2 separate regions of the Homo sapiens genome follow, and region 2 is linked to region 1. Evidence: read pairs that join two places in POLR2A ChIA-PET (ENCODE). Cell type or tissue: PC-9. All regions are shown on one strand.

What was found. ChIA-PET counts read pairs that join two places held together with the same protein. Peaks named below come from ENCODE experiments on the same cell type or tissue, not always from the same donor. Only the 100,000 strongest peaks of a DNase experiment are listed, where the experiment ranks them.
Region 2: POLR2A ChIA-PET joins it to region 1 with 20 read pairs; 1 of 35 experiments calls an interaction of 5 or more read pairs at or near these places.

The regions. Positions count from the first base shown.
Region 1 is chr1:178,236,018-178,241,017 of GRCh38, reverse strand. All of the region lies in intron 1 of RASAL2 (RAS protein activator like 2), which reads right to left. Among named protein-coding and RNA genes, the nearest start is that of RASAL2, 140 kb to the right of the region's middle. In PC-9, no CTCF peak of the experiment used is centred here; a DNase peak (open chromatin) is centred at 2,117; H3K4me3 peaks cover 1,565 bases; H3K27ac peaks cover 5,000 bases.
Region 2 is chr1:179,058,282-179,063,281 of GRCh38, reverse strand. The region is part of intron 4 of FAM20B (FAM20B glycosaminoglycan xylosylkinase); the gene reads right to left. Among named protein-coding and RNA genes, the nearest start is that of TOR3A, 21 kb to the left of the region's middle. In PC-9, no CTCF peak of the experiment used is centred here; DNase peaks (open chromatin) are centred at 1,721, 2,231 and 4,361; H3K27ac peaks cover 4,724 bases.

The DNA.
Region 1 (5,000 bases):
CACTGGTCAATTAGAACAATGTGACAGTAGGATACACCAGAGGGCTTATGTTTCTAATCAATAAAAAAGTCATGAATAAAAATAAAAATATGTATAAATAAAATAATTATAATAGAAATAAAAAGGAACCTTAAAAACTAACAAAATCTTCCAATAATTTTCCTAAAAAACATTATAATAAAATAATTCTCCAAAGTAAAATGTGAAGTGAAGGATATTGATTTGCAGTCACACAATTTTGTTCAGGGAAAAATACCACAAAAAGTTGTTAATAATTAGCTTAATAACTTTATTTTAATAACTAGTATATAGTTACAATTATAATGTAAATTTTGTTTAAAAGACTAAAAAGTTTATTTTCATAAATTTTCATTTAAGATAAATTCCCAATATCCTCTCCAGCAACACATGTATACATTATTTACTATGAAAATTTGACACTTGCTTTAAATAATTTAAAGTGGTCTTTTTTCAATGCCATTTGCTTTTGGATAAAACATCCCTTTATATTCTTGTATTTAAAATAAAGTCTAAGGCTAAGAAAAAAAAACTGGATAAAAATAAGAAAATGGACCTATTGTGTTTAAATGAATGTTCTTTATTGGTAAAGAAATACAATAAACACTAACATCTGAAGTGATAGGGTTTACAGGAAAGTATTAAGTTCCTTTTGGCTAAACAAAATGATACATCTAGAATTCTATGAACAGGAAAGCATTATTCAAAGAAATACTGTCTACATCTAGGGACTAATAACAATATCTGCGGTATCACTAACAGTCCAATAAATTGAAATAATAGGCTAGAGAGGATTAGTAAGCCAGCAACTCCATAATTTCCACTAGCAACTGACCTTGTTCACTGTGGACAACATATGTTCATAAAACACTGTGCTTGAAAAGCAATGCCCTAATGTTACATCACAGGGCAAAAAGTAATTACAAAAGTTTATATTAAAGACAAAATAATCAAGTATAAAAATCTGTGTAAAGGCAAATATTTTATGTTTTATTATAGGCTAAGGGATAGCAAGGCACCACAATGTTAAAAAATTTATAAAATAAAAATTTTAAATAAAAATACCATTCATCTGTTTTTAATAAGCTAGGAAAATACCTTTATTACCTTATTTCAGGGGCAGAACACCTCCATCCAGCTCAAGCTTTAAGAACCATGGTTTAGGATGCCATCAAGAGGATAGAGGTAAATAAAACTTAAATACTAGAGTATCAGTGCCTAACGTGTCCACATATTAGAATCATCACACAATCTTAAACGTATTCCTTACTCTTAGATTCTGGCATGTACTACTGTGATATATGGATGGTGTCCATGAGGTAGTGTCCTCAAAAGTCCCTTGGATAGAGAGTAATGTCTAACCACTTTGAACTAAAAATGTTTATTATAAGTTGCTTAAAATACCACACTACTACTTGGAAACAGTAATCATGCCTTTCTCAAAGAAAGATTTATTAAATAATAGAATCACTAAGTACCAGTGACAACTATCATTATTTTACACATATTGTGAGTGATTTATTGCATATTATTCTGCCAGTTGTATAACATCTTCACTAGTATTTACAATATATCTACAGTATGTAAACCATTGCACTAAACATACAACAGGCATGGACTCTGACTTTCCTTTTAAAAAAGCTTGGATCTGGGAAGAAAACCCACAAATGCTGACAGTAACTCTTATGTTCTAACCACCAGATACCACTTTACTTCAGAACAACAAACCACACACATAGCTTTCAAAATACTCTTTAGTTTGACCAAGGTTATGGTTATATACTATGCTAAATTATATGAATCAATATCCCTTAAGATTCAAACTATTTTGACATTTTGGTGACAAAATCTAAAAACATAGATAGAATAGGGTTTCTACTTTGTAAAGGTGAATAAGTAATCATCCTTAAATCCAGAAATTAGAGGCAAAATTTTTTTAAGACATTTCAATGAAAATTCCACATGAGAATGACAGGAAAAATACCTGTGGTTAACTGACTCAAGCTCAGTCACTAAGAACCTGTGTACTCATAAGGATACGGTTTCATAATCATAGATCCAGAGTCATTACTCATCTTACTCTTCTCTTTGCTTCCTCACAAAGACAAACTGGCCTTGAGTGTGAGAAACCAAATAAAAACTTGCCTGAGGCAGATAAATCATTCCAGGATGACAATCATCCTGGAAATGCAGACAAATCATACTGTTCATTGTAATCAAGCTACCAGTTGAAAACTCTAGATCACATTGAACTATATTTATATTTTGAGCAGAGGTGTGGGAAATTACTAACTACAGAAGGTATTTGACTAAGACTAAAATTTTATTTACATATATATATAGTGATTGCTAATAGGTACTTGAGGTGATCAAAGTGTGTGTGTGTGTGTGTATATACACACATACACACAGAAATATTTTACTGAATGAATACACGGATATAAAACAATAATAAAGTAGCAGCACCATTACATGTTCAGATAACAAATGGAAAATTTAATGTGACTTAAGGTCACAAAACACCAAATCATTATTCTGGAGGCAGAATACACTGTTTGCAAAATACAAGGGTAAATGCCCAGGCGAAATGAAAACATATGTTCACGTAAAAATTTGTTCATGAATGTTCATAGTAGCATAATTAATAATAGCACAAATGTGGAAACAACCCAAATGTCCACCAAATGATGAATGTATAAATGAAATATAGTATATCCATACAATAGAAAGTCAGTGATAAAAAGAAAGTACTGCTGCTATAACATGGAGGAGCCATGAAACCATTATGCTAAGTAAAAGAAGCTAGACACAAAATGTCACATATTGTAAAATTCCATTTATATAGCATCTATAAGCAAATCTATAGAGACAGTATATTACTGATTGCCTAGGTCTGATGGATGGGACCTTTAAGGGTAAACAGGAATTGCCTGCTAATAGGTATTTGGTGTAATGAAAATGTTCTAAAATTGTGGTGTGCTTGTACAGCTTTGTAAAAATACTAAAAATAAACTGTACAAAAGAATATTATGATTCCACTTATATGAGGTACTTGGGAATCGAATTCATAGAGACAGAAAGTAGAATGGTGGTTACCAGGGCCTAGGGTGAGGCAAGAATGGGGAGTTAGTGTTTAATGGGTACAGAGTTTCAGTATGTGAAGATAAAATAGTCTGGAGATGGATGATGGTGATGGTTGAACAACAATGTGAAGCTACTTATGCCACTGAACTGTACACCTAAAAATGGTTAAAGTGGTAAATTTTTTGGTATGTGCATGCTATCACAATAAAAAAGTAATTGAATTGTGTGTATTAAGTAGATGAAATACGTTATGTAAGTTATATCTCAAAAAAGCTGTTAAACAAAAATAAATAAGGTGTGTATGCAAGTATATGTAAAAGTAAGAATATTAAAGTTACCACCACATTGGTAAACTCCAAGTCTATACTCGTAAACCACTGGCTCTGTTAACAGACACTGGTTAGACTGGAATAAGATGTCCAGATGTGTTGAGGCTGGGATGCTAGTCTCAACATTCTCATTACTCTCCCACTATATCCCTAGCCTGTGTGATTTCACCCACTCCTGTGGCTTCAATGTCCATGGGCTGATGGCTTCCAAATGTATATCCTCATATGGGAACTAACCTCTGCTGCTAAACTCCTGCCCCTTTATTCCGCAATACTGCTTGAAGCGATGCTCTCAAGTTCCTGAAAAACTCTCAAACATCATGTGTTCAAAGTGGGCCCCCAAATGGAGGAGCACAGAATCATAAGAGACCTAGGACCCACAACTTACTAGCTGTGTAGTCTTGGAGAAGTAACTGAAACTTTCTGAGGCTCTAATTCCTTACTTTTAAAATGAGAATAACACTCCCTCGCAGGATTATTCGGAGGATTAAACCAGATAAAATGCATTTAAAGTACTCAGGGAGGCTGGGCGCGCTGGCTCACACCTGTAATTCCAGCATTTTCGGAGGCTGAGGCGGGTGGATCACCTGAGATCAGAAGTTCGAGACCAGCCTGACCAACATGGCGAAACCCCATCTCTACTAAAAATACAAAAATTAGCTGGGCTTGGTGCTGTGCACCCGTAATCCCAGCTACTCAGGAGGCTGAGGCAGGAGAACCACTTGAACCCGGGAGGCGGAGGTTGCAGTGAGCCGAGATCGCACCACTGGCCTCCAGCCTGGGTGACAGAGCAAGACTCTGTTTCAAAAAAAAAAAAAAAAAAAAAAAAAGTAGTGTCCAATATAAAATATCACAGATTAAGTTTTGCTCATAAGTAAAAGCTAGAGAAGCCTAGTGTTTTGTGCAAGTTATACCCTAAAGTTTTAAACAGTGAAATAAACTACCAATCATAATGCTTAAAGCAAACCCTTTCTGTTTTTTGTTTTCCTTTGTTTTTTAAGACTTCCTTGGAAAACAATGAGCAACTGAAAACCAAGGAATTACTAATCTTTATAGGCTTGAGAAGCAAAGAAATGACCCAGTTGCCACATGGATAAAAAATAACACTTGGTTGACTAGTAAAAATTTGGGGTGATTATTAGACATTCTACAGGTTTTTAGTGGCTAGTCTAAGCTCTTAAAATCCAGAATCTCTGATTTTTGGAAACCAAGTGTAACTGCAAATTCTAAAGCTGAGAGACAGGTACATGGTTATTACAGTATCATACCTCTACGAGGACCATCATAGTATATACTTATGAAGAGATAAATTCTATTATAGGTTGGGGTAGCTTAGCCCTCAAGATTATTAGGCATAATCTAAAAAACCAACAACTTTATAGCTGATGTAACAATTAGCTACCATGACCACACTGGGTCAGATCCTTTGCACCTAATATCTGAACAAAAGAGACTATCTTCTGGTTATCTGAAGGTTTGGTAATCAATAGCTTTCCAATTCCAGTATCTGGAAAATGAGCATTAAAAAAATACTGGTAGGCAGGAGAAAGTAGGATAACAACTAGATAA
Region 2 (5,000 bases), 820 kb before region 1:
TTTTTGAGACTGAGTCTTGCTCTGTCGCCCAGGCTAGAGTGCAGTGGCAAGATCTTGGCTCACTGCAACCTCTGCCTCCCAGGTTCAAGCAATTCTTCCGTCTCAGCCTCCTGAGTAGCTAGGATTACAGGCGCATGCCACCATGCTTGGCTAATTTTTGTATTTGTAGTAGAGACAGGGTTTCACCATTTGGTCAGGCTGGTCTCAAAACTCCTGACCTCAGGTGATCCGCCCACCTCAGCCTCCCAAAGTGCTGGGATTACAGGTGTGAGCTACCGCGCCCGGCCTGAACTCACTTTAATTAAAGGAAAGTAACATCCTCCTCTTCTTCATTAGGGCTGAGATCTTGGCCAGAGTGCCCAGGGGAGGGCAAAAGAGGTCATGTACTAGGCCAAGTGTGGCCAAGAGTTTGGTTACATAGAGGGGTAGGTATAGAGGAAGGGGGGAAGTTGAGCAAATAAGTAGACAGACTGAGTGTAACAGTAACCAGGCTTCTCACCAGTGGAGAAGAGAGTTAAACATACAGAAAGAGAGAAAGCCAGGATAAATCCTGCAGTGGTGAATTAGAATTGGAAATACTAGTTTGAATTGATGGGTGTTTTTTTTTGTTTGTTTTTTGTTTTTCTTTTTTTGAGATGGAGTCTCGCTCTGTTGCCCAGGCTAGAATGCAGTGGCATGATCTTGGCTCACTGAAACCTCCGCCTCCCGGGTTCAAGCAATTCTCCTGCCTCAGCCTCCCGAGTAGCTGGGACTACAGGCGCCCACCACCATGCCAGCTAGTTTTTGTATTTTTATTAGAGATGGGGTTTCACCATATTGGACAGGCTGGTCTCAGAACTCCTGACCTCATGATCCACCCACCTCAGCCTCCCAGAGTGCTGGGATTACAGGTGTGAGCCACTGCGCCAGGCCTGAATTGATGGTTTTAATACACACAGATTCAGAAAAAGATACAGATGTATCTTGTGTGTATGTATGCACACATATACATATATTTCCCACCTCTGTCCTTCAAGAGAACATGGAAACAATGACACCCAGGAAGTAATGAGCACACCTAGCGCCCACAGGGTAGTTCCTAAATACCATTTTAGTACCACATTAAAAGGAATTAAGGAGTAGTGGTGTGCACCTGTAATTCCAACTACTTGGAAGGCTGAGGCAGGAGGATCGCTGAAACCTGAGAGGCAAAGTTTGCAATAAGCCGAGATTGCGCCACTGCACTCCAGCCTGGGAGACAGAGCAAAACTCCATCTCAAAAAAAAAAGGAACTAGGGTTCCTTTTAATGATCCTGGACCACAGTGTTATGCCAGTTGCAAGAAAGTGCTTGGAGAATGATGGGACCATTCCAAAATGACACAGGAACTAGTTTGTAGAGGTTCCCACCGGCCAAATGTGGAACAGTTTAAGCATCCAAATAATTATAATGGTCATAAATTGTAGCTCATAGTGAGTTCATGGTGATATAAATAAGCACATGAATGTGTGGAGGCAGGGGAGTTCTACCCTTCAACAGAATGACAACTAATAGGTCTAGAAGCAACGATAGAATGAAAAAAATCATCATTTGATGACCAGGAACTGTGGCTCACATCTGTAATCCCAGCACTTTGGGAGGCCAAGGGAGAAGGATCACTTGAGCCCAGGAATTCGAGACCAGCCTGGACAACACAATGAAACCTTGTCTCTATAAAACTAAAAGTAAAAACATTAGCCAGGCATGGTGACTCATGCCTGTAGTCCAAGCTACTCAGGAGGCTGAGGTAGGAGGATTGCTTGAGACCAGGAGATTAGGCTGCTGTGGGCCATCATCGTGCCACTGCACTCCAGCCTGGGTGACAGGGTGAGACTCTGTCTCAAAAAAATAAAAATACAAAAATCATCACTTGGTGATACTGCTGAGAGAGAGCATTTCAAAAAAAAAATCACCATTTGGCAACTATCATACTAAGTGAACTCCTGATCACTTGAGGTCAGGAATTTGAGACCAGCCTGGCCAACATGGCGAAACCCTGTCTCTACTAAAAATACAAAATTAGCTGGGAGCAGTGATGTGCACCTGTAATTCCAAATACTCGGAAGGCTGAGGCGAGAGGATCACTGGAATCTGAGAGGCAAAGGTTGCAGTAAGCCGAGATTGTGCCACTGCACTCCAGCCTGGGTGACACAGCAAAACTCCATCTCAAAAAAAAAAAAAAAAAAAATTCGACAAAGAGTATTTACATCTCATGTCACAAAAGACTATATGCCCTAGGGATGAACTCCTATACGTCAGTAAGACCAATGACACAGCAGAAAATGAGCAAAGGATATGCAAAGACAGTTAACAGAAAATACAAATAGCTCTCAAACAAAAAGATGCTTCATATGAAATACACAAAACCAAAAGTTTAATAACATATTGTTGGTGAAGCTAGCAGAAAGAGTCACTCTTATATATTTCTATGGGAATATAAACTGGTTAAACATCTATATAGGATAATGTGGCCACACCTATCAAAACTTAAAATGCACGTGCCTTTTGACCTAGCACTCCCATTTCTAGAAATACTTGCTCATGTGTGAAATAATATATATGGGTGGTCCCCAACCATTTTGGTACTGGGGACTGGTTTAGTGGAAGACAATTTTCCACAGACAGGGGTTGGGGACTGGGTGGGAATGGTTTCAGGATGAAACTGCTCCATGTCAGATCATCAGGTATTAGATTCTCATAAGGAACGTGCAGCCTAGATCCTTCACATGTGCAGTTCACAATAGGGCTTGTGCTCCTATGAGAATATAATGCTGCCACTGATCTGACAAGGAGCTGGTGCTGAGGCGGTAATGCTCGCTCACCCCTCACCTCATGCTGTGCAACCCAGTTCCTACCACGCCACAGACTGGTACTATTCCGCAGCCCAGGGGTTGGGGACCCCTGACATATATACAAGGTAATTCTGGGCAACACTGGTTGTAAAAACAAAATATTGGAACAACATTTAAGTCCAATAAAATTCTGGTTATATGAATTATGGTAGACCCAAATAATGGAACACTTTGCAGTGTGAAACAACAAAACAATGAAGCTCTTTTGATGTGATACAGATTTCTAGAATCTATTAAGTAAAAAAAGTAAGATGCAGAAGTATGCAAAGTGTGCCATATGTTGTATAAAATGGTAGAGATAAATAAAAAAATATATATATATTTCATACAAAAAGACATAAGGAAATTACTAGTTAAAGGTTGCCACTTGGAGAAAGGGGAAGGAACTAGACAGACGAGAAAATTTTTCATTGAATTTCACAGAATTTTTTTTTTTTTTTTGAGACATAATCTTGCTCTGTCTCCCAGGCTGGAGTGCAGTGGCATGATCTCGGCTCACTGCAACCTCCACTTCCCGGGTTCAAGTGATTTTCCTGCCTCAGCCTCCCAAGTAGTTGGGATTACAGACGTGCACCACCACACCCGGCTAATTTTTATATTTTTAGTAGAGATGAAATTTCATCATGTTGGCCAGGCTGGTCTCAAACTCCTGGCCTCATGTGATCCTCCTGCCTCAGCCTCCCAAAGTACTGGGGTTACAGGCGTCAGCCACCGCACCTGGCCTGAATTTCCCTGAATTTTGAATTGTGTGAATCCATTACTGATTCAAATAAAAATGTAAAGCCCTAAAACAAACAAAATACTGCCTGGTATAGGAAACCTGTTTCCTATAGGATACAATCCAAACTCTTGAGTTTGGTAAGTAAGAATCTTCATAACTAGAAGGGAGAATGTGGGGTCTGAGGTCAGGTTCCTGGGGTTAACATTTAGACTAGTTTAATGATGAGATTGCAAGACTCTGGGCATGTAATTTAGTCTCTCTAAGCAACTTCTGTAAAATGGAGACAACAATAGTACCTCCTCCACCACTGAGTTGTGAAGAGTGAATGAGGCAATCCATGGCAATGCTTAGCACAGTGCCTGACATATTGTCAGACACCAATCGATGCCAGCTACTTATTTTAATAACATGGTTCGATCTACCTTTCCAGAGTTCAATATCCCTGTTTCAGTACCATGAGCTGAGGCTCTGAACCTCTATTTCCTGGATTGCCAAACTTTTAAAAACTGGTTTTCTGATCAACTCAGTCTCCATGCTCTCCTTGGGTGAACTACCAACTGTGACAAGAATGTCTATGGCTTCAGCCAAGCCTTTTCTCCTAAACTGTAGGCTTTAGCTCCTAAATGATTAGTCTACACTTACTCCTGGATGTGCCTGTGAAGGAAACAAAATATCCAAGATTAAATTCATTATCTTTCTCTGCTCCACCTCCCTAAATATGCTCCTCTCCCTACATTCCTAAAATAGTTAACAGCTCCACTAATCATTTGTCATCCAATCCAGAAACCTAGGAGTCATTCTTAATTTTTTCTTCTCTCTCAATTGCTCTCCCAGCCCAAATGTTCACCAAATTCTTTCCATTCCAACTCTTGAATAGCCCTTAAATCTTTCTATTCCCTGTCCCTGCTTTAGTTCTCTTATTACATATGAATTCACAACACTCCCAGAGTGCTCTCAGCTCTTGATTCTCCCCTTCCCAATGCACCCTTGACAATGCTGCCACAATTCGCTCTTGAAATTCAAATCTGATTTTTCCATATTCAAACTCTTTTAATGGCTTTCTAGTGCCTAAAGAGAAAGTCTCTACTCCTAAGCATGGTACACAGGCCCTTCAGTGACACTGTCCTGACCAGCTGTCTTCCTCACTGGCCAGCCCCCACACATCCTTTCCTTCAGCTAAACAGCACAGTCTCCTGAGCTTGTTGCTCTTCTCTCATTGCTCATCACCCTTGTCCAGGCTCTGTCCTCTACCTGGAACAGGGTCAACTCATAGGGTCTGTAAGCTGGATGGGAACAAAATTACATCTTTATTTTCACTAACCTCTACTAAAAATTAGCATTTCCTTCTATTATGATGGCAGGGAGCAAACCGTCATATTTGTATTACATGTGACTTTGTCTCTACAAGAA